2 separate regions of the Homo sapiens genome follow, and region 1 is linked to region 2. A link is an interaction called in ENCODE POLR2A ChIA-PET data of the cell type or tissue named here. Cell type or tissue: OCI-LY7. All regions are shown on one strand. Links, peaks and the distances in the headings refer to the core of each region. The heading gives the core; the rest is flanking DNA.

Region 1 (6,159 bases), core at 835-5,834, 73 kb before region 2:
AATTGAGTGAAGCCCAACTCAGCCACTCACTTAACCACCTTTACAGTGCCTTTGTCTGTGAGATGGATCTAAAAATATCACCTCATAGAGTTTATTTCAATAACTTTGTTGAAGTAGTATAAACACCAGCTGTTTAAGTAGGAAAGTATTTATACAAATCATAGTCATCTGTGATTATTATAGTCCTTTGGATAGACCCCAAGTCTTTTGCATCAATGGCTCTTGCTCCAACCATTGTGTCCTTCCACCTCTCGCTGAGGCACAGTCCTGTTGTGATTGATTTAGTTGAGGCTTGTTGTTACGTTTCTGCCTACAACGGCCATTTGGCAATTCTCAGCAAAATATGTGAAAATGTTATCCTGAAGCAAGATCTGGGAGTAAGAGATGGCAGGTTGAGGAGATAATAGCAGAAAATCTAAGGACTTGCCTAAGTGTCAAAACTCAGAAGATAGCAGACATCAAAAAAGCTGCCAAAATATAATGCTCAGATCTCAGAAACCCTTGCAAAGCTCTGTCTCCAGCTACACCCATTCTGCTCCACCCACCCACTTCCAAACAGATGAATTAGACTGACAGGGAGCAAATAGGTAGCAAGGTTTTTCGTAATGATGCCTGTGGTAGTGCTTTGACAGCACAACTCTTCTTTGGAAAGGGAACACAACTCATCGTGGAACCAGGTAAGTTATGCATTTTACTACAGCTCAGTGTGTATATTTCTTTAGGGTTGTTGTAGCGTAGTCCTGAATGAATGGGGCTTCTTGGGAAGTAAAGAGTTCCAAATTAGAAACCCATTGTTTGTTGCAAACAGTAGGGGTAAAATTTGGGAGCAAATGCATTAGATTTCTCTTAAGAAAATATTCTGTATATGCTTGGAAACTCCATTCTGAGGCTTGGTATTCATAAGTTTTTTACAACTACTGAAAAAAAGCCCTAGGTCAGGCTTTTAGTTTTGGGCTCCCTAGAACCAGGAAAAAGGCAAGCTGTGGTTGAGGAGGGTCTCTCCAGTATTTATGAGGGATAAAAGTCATGGTCACAGTGTAGGAAGAGGGAAGGTTAGAAAGAAAAAAGTATTACGAAAGAAGGAGTTTTAAAAAGAGGATCTTTCTCTCCTCTCTCTCTCTCTCTCTCTCTCTCTCTCTCTGGATAAGAAGCCAATCTTGCCCTTGTCACTTTTTTCTGAACTTGCATTAAACCAACATAAATGGTTCAGATTAAATGGTTCTCAAGGTCCCATCCTGGCCTGGGTCTGCTGAGAGCAGTTATGAGCTCACCTCTCCTGTTAGCCCTGAAACTGGGAACTTTGCACAATGGTTCAGGAGCCTGTATCCAATGTAGAAACACAGCCACCAACTCCAGGACAATAGAGAAGTCGTGGTCCCCTACTGGAGACATTGTCTACTGGTAGCCTACTCCAATGTTTGGAAATCCAGGGGCTATATTCTGGTAGTTTGGGTAGCTGCCAACAGTCAATCACTAAGACCAGTCCAGAGAATAGCCTTCAGACACCTTCCAAAATGCCAAGTCCATTGGGAGAGCCATTACCTCTTACATGATTAGGTATTGATTTTGTTTATTCAGAGGAAATAAATAAGTAGGGAATGGTACATGAATGTGGCTAGGCTATCTGACCAAAAGTCCAAAAAGTGACTGGTGCTGTCAACATGGTCTCTGCCTCTCAGAGAATAATATAAACTTATAGGGATTCTCCACTGCCTGTTGCCTCCAGGGAAATGGTAGAATTTGGTGAGTTTTCTTATCTTTGAGGGGAGAGAGACTAGAGCACTGAAAAGGAGGGAAACAGAATCATGTCGTAGCTGATTGTAGTCTGATTGATGTTTAGCAAATTGCATCTGAGCAAAAACTACTGTGTTTCATTTTCCCCTAAAATCATTTCCACTTGAAATTTGGAATTATCTGCAGTGTTAGAATCAAATCTTTGAGGCTGTGCCTTTGGGAGTCTTAGGGAAGAAGGAAATTGATGAAACTGATGCTTAGCCCCTCTGCCAGGATGCTGACCATGCTCCCCGATGACACTCCATTCGCTTCTCTGGTTTTCTTCTCCTGCAGTGGTGAAATGTAATATGATGATGTGAAGCTCAGGTAGGGGATGTGAAAATTTTCAAATCAAACCCCAAGTCCTTAAAGCTTTGACAGTGAATAATGGCCCTACACAACTGTCATTCTCTTTTGCCTGGCTCTAGCCCAACGATCTTGATTTTTGGTGATGAGGCAGAGTAATTCACATGGTCTTTATGTTACATTGCACATGATGACTATATACTCCTGAAACTTATATCTGGATCCAGAGTCAGGAGAAATTATAAAACAAAAATAAGCAATGCAAAGCAAGCACTGGCTTCTCTGACCTGTGTCCATGACACACAGCACCAGTGGGCTCCCTGAGCAGTGACCAATTTCTTGTTCAACCCTCAGGTCCTTAGAAAGCCTTTCGCCAAGCTCAGGGAATTAGAAAGCAGGTTCGTTATTATTGTGAGACTCAGTCTGAGTGATGGGGGAAATTAGGTTTCTAATCAAAATTCTGTACTTGTGACCCAAGAGAATGGAACCAGAGTATAATAAGAATGGAAACTCTTTCTATAACCCTCCTCTCCTCAACCTAACATTTGTTGTAAGAAAGGTCAAGTTAAGTGCCCCATCCCTACCCTCAAGCTATTGTGTTCTTCTTGGATGCCCCTCTCAATAAACTGGAAGTTAGATTTTCCATCATGAAGGCAGCTATTTGTCACCTGCCACCCTCTTCTCTTGCTCTGTCTCAGCCCTGCCCTAGTATCTCTTGGATGGGGATATCACCCTCACATCTCTATCAAGCAGTTCAACTATTATTAGCTTCAAAGGGAACTGAGACTCTGTGTACTCAGCCCCTTGGTCTCATCAAGAGCAGCTTTGTAGTTCTCTGAGCTGTGGGGTCTCTAGGCTGAGAACTGAGGCTGGGGAGGCAGGGCACAGATGTTACAGCTCAGGCCCCAGGGCCAGCTCCAGGCTAGTTACCTGTGAGGCACTGTCATAATGTGCTCCTGGGACACCCGACAGATGTTTTTCGGAACTGGCATCAAACTCTTCGTGGAGCCCCGTGAGTTGATCTTTTTCCTATATTTCTGGGATAATTTGAGTCCTGGCACTGGGGCTGCAATCCAGTTTGCATTATAAATTATAACTAGTAAATGAAATTATAACAAGGAGACAGAGTATTACAGATGTGAAATAGGCCAGAGTGAACACACTAGACTGAGTCACTTAAGTAGCTCTGTAACTCTATTTATTTTAATATATATACTCTATATTAAAACAATAGCTCCCATTTATTTCTGAAATCTTCAGAGCAGCCCAAAAAACACAAAGAAATCTAGAAGAACTACACTAAGAGTTGGAGCATTCAGGTGCAAGGGAGACAGTGGGAGGGATACTTCAGCCCCAATTCCTCAGGAAGCTGCTTCATCTCTGCACATCCCTTTGGCTAAGCTAACTAGTATGCGTGCCTCCTTGCAAACTGAAAACAAGTGTCCTACAGCTTGGAAGATTCTGGAGAAAGGTAGTTAGCATGGTCAGAGTAATTAGGTAGAACAAACTTTTATTTCAGGGTTTAAGTTAAATCCCATATTGGCAGAAAGTCTTGAAATTCTGAGTGACATTTATTACAGTTGTTGCAATTCTTAGGGGATCAGTAGGACTAGCTATGAGAATCTAAAACATAGGTGACTTCTAAGTTTATAAATTAAGAAAGACTGTTCAGGAATGGTACACACTTTTTTGGTATTGTTTACCAGCACATAAACTTAGCAATGTATTGGTGTTCATAAAAAGAGAAAGTCTGACAATAAAGCAATTTTCCAAAGAAATAACACTTGAAACACATGTTGCAATGTAATTATATTTGTGGACTAAGAAAAAAAGACTACAAGTTCTTCAAAGATAAACGATTAAATCTTTAATCTAAATTCTGGACTACAATTTCATACAGCTTCACGTCTGGGTTTAAGTCAAATACAAAATAGACTAGGATGCATATGGCAACTATATTGAGTGCACTCCAGTTTTTAAAAAGGTTTAATTCAGTCAGACACCCATTTCTTTGGTTACCAAGATGCCAAACAATGGATTCTATAAGACACTTTCTTTCAAACAATCGTTTTGAAAATATAAACATTAATGTAGAAAGAGGGATTCAGAAAAATGTTTTATCAAATCAATGTATTATGCTCTATCTGAAATGCTGACTAACAGAGTCAGAGCACAATATCATAAGTGCATGACCTTCTTCAGACATCTGTCTTTTCAGTTATATTGTATTATTCAAATTACTCAAACCCAATCTCCCCAGCCCAAAGTGATGATTTGACAACTGCCTGATGAATTTAGCTTTTAAAATTCTAGCAAGCCTTAATTATCCAACTAAATCAGACCAGGATTAAGAGATACTCTTAAATAAACAAGGAGATAGGGTGTTTATTTTATGGACAAGTTTCTTTTGTAACTTGTAACTCCCTTGAAAGTCAGCCAGAGTATGTCTCAAACCAAAGTCAAGATAGTGAGCAAGAAGTGTTGCACTTATGAAGGGAGGTGAGTGAGCAATGCATGTGGTTTCCAACCGTTAATGCTAGAGTTATCACTTTCTGTTATCAAGTGGCTTCAGCTATGCAAGGAAACCAAACAGGGGAAGTTTTCTCAAGCAGGTTGAAAGCAGGTTCCAAGAAAGCCCTTTGAAAAATGTCTAATCCTTTCAATTGTCTAGAACTAAAGCCAAAAACATAAGGAACCAGATTCTTAGGAATAAGTTTCCTGCCCTGAGTGACTGAAACAGAATCAGTCTTTTAGTTGAGCTTCTCAGCAGAGGAAACGGGGAGAATGATGATGGTAGTGATGGGGGGTTTCTCTGAATAGTTGATTTTCTAGGAAAACCATGATCAACTTTGGTCCATTTACAAAGCCGTGATCAGCAGAAACTTCCTGACTAGCAATCGCCCCCTCTCAACCAGATATAACCAGTTGATCTGGCAGTAGCTCTGCTGCTGTGAACCTCACAGCTGAAGCCCAAATTCAGATTCAGGATAAAGCATTAGAAAAATTATTTATTTTTATACAGAAAATTAGCCAGGTGTGGTGGTGTGCACCTGTGGTCCCAGCTACTCGGAAGACTGAGGCTGGAGGAGAGTCTGAGCCAGGAGGCAGAGGTTGCAATGAGTTGATATTGGGCCACTTCACTCCAACCTGGGTGGAAAAGACCCTGTCTCAAAAAAAAAAAAAAAAAAGGAAAAGGAAAATTACTTATTTTCCATTTACACATTCATTACCAACTTTCTGTTCAGCAACACCTAATGTCTTGATTATAGACCATAGTAGGTAAAAGTACACTGGAATTCAATGTATTTTTCATTTGATATCAAGAAGCAAAATTCACCTAAGTTTCAAATACTAAGGGCCAAATTTACAGGAGCAATTAATATTAAAAGTCAGCATTAAATTTAGGATTGAAAAATGTATCTTGATCATCATTCACAGGTTGGTTGTGTTTCTTGGTTTCAGGTATTAACAGGGCTCTTTCTTTAACAGTTATTTGAAGATAGCCTAAGAATTTAAGTCCCCATGGACACAACATTTATCACAATTCAAAAACTTCAGTGAGGCACTGTGTGAAAGAATCATCACTACCTCTCTCAAAGCTTCAAGACTTGTGGTCTTAAGGAAAGAAAAGTATGCATGTACAGGGTGGTAGTCCAAAGTGAGGCACAAAAGAAGAGAAGGCCAGGAGGGAAGCCAATCCTGGGACCAACATTCCACAGTTCCTCTTAGATTAAAACAAGAATGAACGGGCTTCAATTGGTTTTATTTCTTTAAGGACTTCCTGAAAATGATCATTGTTATCCTCTGATTAAAGACTCAAAGGAAACTATACAGTAGTCAGTCCCCTACAGAAGAATGAGTATTCACCTAAAGGCAGAAACATGTACCACCTACCTTCAGCAGATCCCTTTCCACCCTTTCCAGCAGATCTGGAAGGGATGGCACCCTTCCGGGACCCCAACACTGCCATCCTCAGAACCTCTGAGCCAGTTATGCAGTCCTTCTCAGACCCTCGATTCTTTAAGTGACAGAATGCATAGCATGAGCACCTGCCCTGATCTACCATCCAAGGGCCCATGC
Region 2 (6,159 bases), core at 479-5,478:
TTAGTTTTACATCTAACACTTCAGCAGGGAGAAGACATGATCTAAGTGTCCATGTGGACACTCTGTGTGACTCGGATCCAGGATCTGCTCTTTCAGCCCCTCCATTTATCGCAAAAGGGATGATGATTAATTCCTCCATGCCTAGACTTCACTTTAGACATCACCTCAGAGAGGCCTGTCTTACCCAGCCAATCTAACAAGCCATCAAACACAGCCACTGCCTGGCTGCTCTCTACCCTGTTATTTAGCCTGATTTTAATTCACACACTTTCATCACTTAACATTATACTATCTGTGTATTTATTGTTTGCCTTCTTCTAGACCGTAGACACCAGGAGGACGGGGACAGTGTCTAAGTGGCTCTCACCGTATCCCTAGTGCCGGCACAATGTCTTTACACATCGGAGGTGTTCAGTGAACAGTTACTGAGTGAATAAAGGACTTAGCACCAACTGCCGCTCTTTTTCATGAAATTACAGAGCTTTGCTATTTCATACCCAAATACTAAAACCTACTGAGATTTTTGCAAATTTCCATCATTTATAGTTATATCCAAGGTGGATTTGAGTGAGCAGGTACATGAGGTATTTGCAGGGCCTCATTTCACTGTGCCAACCAGGCAGGAACTGCTCTGATCTTTGGGAAGGGAACCACCTTATCAGTGAGTTCCAGTAAGTACCTGATAATTATTGATCATAGTGCTTGTACTTATCCTGTAGTCATATATTGCACAGGTGACCAAATGCCTCCTATTTCTTTGAGTTAAGGAATATTGACATTTGATGAGGAAAGCCATTTAAACACATGGGAAAATTGGATGTTGTCTCTCACCCCTAATACTCCAACCATAGCCCCTGTCCTATTCCATGCTCTTAAAAAAATTTTAATTGATAGAAGAAAGAAAGATTATCTACAAGGATATGAGCAATTTGCTAAACAGTGGTAAAACGAGATTATGTACAGGTGTTGATTCCTAGGTAAAAATGGGGGTCAGAGCTGCTATCCTTTGGCTAGTAAAACAAGATTACTTGGTGAAATTATGTAAATCTCCTCGAAAGAAATAAGTTTCAGAGTTGTCTAGAGAATATCACTTGGACTGTTCTCAGGCTTTCCACTACATCTATTGTACCACTATGGTGCCCTGAAAAGAGGCTTTCTCAGGCTTAATTCCATGGCTTAGTCTTTATTCCAGTATCAAAAAGGGGGAATCCCAGCCAGAGCTCCCATGAGGGAGGATAGCTGCATGCTAACCACATTAATCTATTATCAAGGTAACTCGGTCATTTTTGTCAGGCAGCACAGTGCTGTGATTTATAGCACATTCATCTTTGGGAGTGGGACAAGATTATCAGTAAAACCTGGTAAGTAGGCAATATGTCACTAAAGTAGGAGGCTTAATGTGGCTACTGAGACCCACTAAACTTACTGCAGTATTTGGAAGGCCCAAGTGTCAAGAAATTAATGGTTTATGCAGACTTAAGTGGATTCCAATGAAGGAAGAAATGTTAAAGTAATGGCACAGAGGATAGAAGAGCTAGCTGTGAAAAAAAATAGCCATGTGGATGAACCAAACGCAACAGACTGAAAGAGCCTAGAGAGTTGATCCTAAAGAAAAAGGCAGAAAGTCTGGCTGAGCACTTCCAGTTCTGCTGACCTGGCTTGATTAGTGAATCTGGGCCACAGTATCTTTATCTATAAAATGAAAACATTTAATATCACCTCAGATTTTTTGTTTTAATTTTGTGGGTACATAATAGGTGTATATATTTATTTTAAAGATAAGCTAATATATGTGAAAGTATTTTGTAAATTCTTAAATGCTATCCACATGTAAAATATTATTTGTTTATAGAACAAAAAAAAACTATGTCAGATTTAGAATTCTTTTAACATGAGAATTTGTAGGTTCTTAGTGAAATAGCCATTTACATGTGATCTGTAGCCCTAGGCATTGGTAAAAAGCACTTTCTCTTCTACTGAAATATAGTGGCTCAAATGCTACCCAAATGAAAAGGGCAGGGGAAGGGAAGTCATTTTGTAAAGGCAGGCATTACAGTGTGAATTCTGGGGGTTACCAGAAAGTTACCTTTGGAACTGGAACAAAGCTCCAAGTCATCCCAAGTGAGTCCAATTTCCTATGCTTTCCTCTTCCTTGTGTTGTCTTCTCTCAGACCGTAACATTTGGAGCACATAAAGAGATATTATGGGCCTGCTCTTTTCTGGCTGTTTCAGGAGACTGAAAAGGATTGTATAAGAACATCCTTTAGCATGTTCTTAGTATTGTTTTGTCCAGTGTGTGTTTCTTCTTAATATCAAAAAAAACTAAGACATTGCCTGTGAAGCCAATGGAAAACAGTAGATTTGCAAAGAAAAGAACTAAAGAGAAGACAAGTGGTACTTTTTACCAAGCTTAAAGCAGAGTGGGTGTCCTTTAATCAGAGGGATGCTTGGTTCTGGGGGCTGGATAGGACTCAGGTAAGTAACAAGGCTACCACTGAGTCACTGAGCTTCTAAAATGAGTTGACTCGGGGGAGCAGGAAGCTGCCACTCATGATGATCTGAATGCTATTCCGTGAAGTTTCAGATTGATTGAAGTTAAAATTAGGGGTGACACTATGTCAGGAATCTAAAAATTGATAACTGTAATGGAAATGAAAGAAGGGCTAGCTACATCTGTTGGATAAATGGAGTTGAAAATCATGAATTTGATGGCGACAGACCCAGAGAGTTGGGCAGGTAGAAACTTCATTTCAAGTGATATGCAGTAAATACCCCAAATTTGAGTCAAATGGCCTGTGTAAAAAGGAAGTGAAAATGTAACCCGTATCTCCTTGTAGGTGAAAAGGCCATATCTCTAGGTCTTAGGTATGAAAAGGATGTGTGGGCTTCTGGGTGTTTTTGACTGACTAAGAAACACTGTGGGATGGATAGCAGCTATAAATTGATCTTCGGGAGTGGGACCAGACTGCTGGTCAGGCCTGGTAAGTAAGGTGTCAGAGAGGCAACAGAAAGATTGAGGGTAAAATGTCTTCATGTCTCAGGAAATGATTGTATAATGCAAAATGAGCTGGAGTTTTTTAGGAGCACTGTTACTAGAGTTCTGATGTCTGGTTCTAGCAAAAGAACCCTAATATAGCTGTAATCCCTCTCTAGAAGGAACAAGGAAGAGGATTCTTCTCTGAAAGCTCCTCCTAAGATTTATCCATCCTCTGCCAAAGTGTCTTGTGGATCCAGGATACTTACATCTTTGTTAGCAGTGCTGGCCCAACCTGCTCAGCCTCAGATCACCTATCCCTCATTTGTAAAATGAGGATAATATTTAAGCTCATGGCACAGTTGAAGCCCAAATGAGGTAGTGGAATATATGCAGATTATTAATCCATTTGGCTCATAAATGAAGGTTTTCTTTCCTTTTCCCTAAGTAGATCATGGGTTGAAATACCTAACACTGCAAATCATTTTTGTATGGGGATTTGCTATAGTGTGAATTCAGGATACAGCACCCTCACCTTTGGGAAGGGGACTATGCTTCTAGTCTCTCCAGGTACATGTTGACCCCATCCCACCCATGTTTTCCCCCTATCTGGTTTAAGGCTTCCATATGTATTGCGTGTTATCCTCATGGATTTCATCATCCTTGTTTTATTATCAATGTTCTGTGAATTTAAGATTGAGCCTCCATGGACTCTTCATTTAAAAATGAAAATAGCTAATAGAAGAGTTGGAAATAACAGTAGAACTAATTCACTAGGTCAGGATGGAGAAGGGAGTAATACCCTAGACAATTAGGACAAACGTGGTTTTTCCAGAAATAGACTCACTTCCTGTTTAAAGCCTAGACTGTGGTCTCTCCCCGGGCACCCTTCACATTCCTCTAACCCTCCATATCCCAAATTTAGCTGTGGAATCTTAGACAATCTGTGACCTATGCAGCTACAGAAATCTTTTCTTACTGAGAATATCTGCCTATTTGAACCAAAAGATCCTTGAGAATAGACAGTCTCTAATATTCCATGAAGTGTCTGATATGGTCCTTTTACAAAAGTAAATACTTGATAAATTCTTGCTTAATTGAAGTTAAACACCCAAAGAAATCAGGTTTCCAGGCCAAAGGGAAGAAGAAAATTAAGCAAATGACACAGTACATTTGAGCGTGTAGTGGGGAGGAAGAAATGCTAGATTGGGATTCAAATAGAGCCATGTTTTGGTCTCTGCTGCCAACTAGCAATGTAACTTAGACCAGATCTCTTGCCTCTAAGCCTCAGTTTCTTTATCTGTAAATGGGGAAGTGGGTCCAATGGCCTCTCTGGCCTCTTAGTACAAAAAGTCTATGAATGTATCCCATTTGGGGCACTTTTTTCTCCTAGGAGTAACTCAATAGCTATTTTAAAGCTTGAGTGTTTTCTAACTCATTAGAGCACATCAAGAAGAGGGGTGAAGTGACAAAAGGGAGTTTATTGTGAGGCATCAAACACTGTGATACTCACGGGAGGAGGAAACAAACTCACCTTTGGGACAGGCACTCAGCTAAAAGTGGAACTCAGTAAGTATGAGATTCTATGGTAATTACAAAATGTATTCTGGTGACAATAAGTGGAAGAAAAGGTGATGTAATTTTTGTCATTGTATCTTATTTTTAATCTATTACTGAAGCATTAAGAATTGTGACATCCAGATAAATTAGTGAAAGTATTCAAAGGCTATATAAGCATGCTTTCGTTAGGGTGGAATTTAGCTAACCACTAAGACTTTTTCCAAGATATGAGATTTTCAGCTCTCTTCAACGTGAGAGTTTTTAATACTAGTATTAAGCTAAACGATGCTCAATGGAAGAAAAGAGCTAGAAGAGCAGAAAATTGCACCGTCATGATCAAATAGATCCTTTCTACTTCCACTGCCATGGACTCAGTGGTGCATTTAGAAGAGGGTATTCAAGGTCATTTTAGCCATGCCCCAAAAAAACCACTCCCAATTCATTCCAGAGATTGTGCCCCCTTATGCTAAACATCATCCAAGAAGAGTCAGTGAAGTACAGAGAAAGGAACCCAGGGCTTCTTGTTTCGGTCCAGAGTTCTAGGTTTGATTTGGTCCCAACTGGATGTGTGATATTGGAACGAGTCATTGCCCCTCTCTGCACCTCAGACTCCTCCAGTGGATGAGGGGGTCAAAGCCCTCAAAATCTGTTGTTCTGGGATTTCGCTATTATACCACCCGAGAGTTTATAGGACTCGAGAGTATGGAATCTTGTGAGTATTTCATAAACAAATTCTATGACCCTCAGGAAATAGCCCTGTTAATCAACAACCTAACTTAACATAGAAATAATAACCACCATCTCAGTCCCTACCATGTTTAGATACGATGCTAGATGCATGACATGTAGAATTGTTCATCTGAAATAACTCTGTGAGGTAAGGGGAAGTATCTTATTTTACAAAAGAAGAAACTGAGGCTCAGAGAAGGAAGTGCCCAAGATCCCAAAGCTAGTAAGTAAAGGGCCTAAATTTAAACTTGGGTCTGCCTGCCTGACTAAAAAGCCCTGCTCTTTCTTTTATTTTATTTTATTTTATTTATTTATTTATTTATTTCTGAGACAGAGTCTTGCTCTGTCACCCAGGCTGGAGTGCAGTGCAGTCTCAGCTCACTGCAGCCTCTGCCTCCCAGGTTCAAGCGATTCGATTCTCCTGCCTCAGCCTCCCAAGTAGCTGGGGTTACAGGCATGCGCCACCACACCTGAAAGCCCTGCTCTTTCTACTGCATGATGTCGTAGAGCTTGTGCTCTAGTTTACTTAGAAATGAGAGGTGATGCCAATCACAGTGACTGGTGAAATGCTTGGAATTTATCTTTTCTACTTTAGATATTGCTGTGAGTTAGAGAGGGTGCTTCGGGAAATCTTGACATGGATGCCCCAAGTGTCTAAAGAGTTCTCCTCCCCTTTCAATGACAAAACAAAGTACAGAGTTGCTGGGAGCATTTACCCCAATAGGGAGAAAAGAGAGGGGAGCTGGCTGCAGCCACTCCCTTGTTCTGACTGTCCCTTTCCTTCGCTGTTTCTTGTATTTTCCCCAGGCAGACCAGCCACCAATATAACTGATCTACAAGAGCCTGACTCCTTTGTGAGTTATAGAGAAATGCAGGGTGAAGGCACTTTGCACATA

Evidence for each region. ChIA-PET counts read pairs that join two places held together with the same protein. Peaks named below come from ENCODE experiments on the same cell type or tissue, not always from the same donor. Only the 100,000 strongest peaks of a DNase experiment are listed, where the experiment ranks them.
Region 1: POLR2A ChIA-PET joins it to region 2 with 5 read pairs; 1 of 35 experiments calls an interaction of 5 or more read pairs at or near these places.

What each region holds. Positions count from the first base shown.
Region 1 is chr14:22,456,066-22,462,224 of GRCh38, forward strand. The region is part of intron 2 of TRD-AS1 (TRD antisense RNA 1); the gene reads right to left. It also overlaps TRA, TRD, TRDJ2 and TRDJ3. Among named protein-coding and RNA genes, the nearest start is that of TRD-AS1, 24 kb to the right of the region's middle. In OCI-LY7, for the core only: no CTCF peak of the experiment used is centred there; a DNase peak (open chromatin) is centred at 2,906; H3K4me3 peaks cover 412 bases.
Region 2 is chr14:22,529,018-22,535,176 of GRCh38, forward strand. It overlaps TRA, TRAJ15, TRAJ14, TRAJ13, TRAJ12 and TRAJ11, and 1 more gene. Among named protein-coding and RNA genes, the nearest start is that of LINC02332, 25 kb to the right of the region's middle. RefSeq lists a silencer at 4,109-4,158. In OCI-LY7, for the core only: no CTCF peak of the experiment used is centred there; DNase peaks (open chromatin) are centred at 2,554, 2,814, 4,240 and 4,444; H3K4me3 peaks cover 3,584 bases; H3K27ac peaks cover 3,893 bases.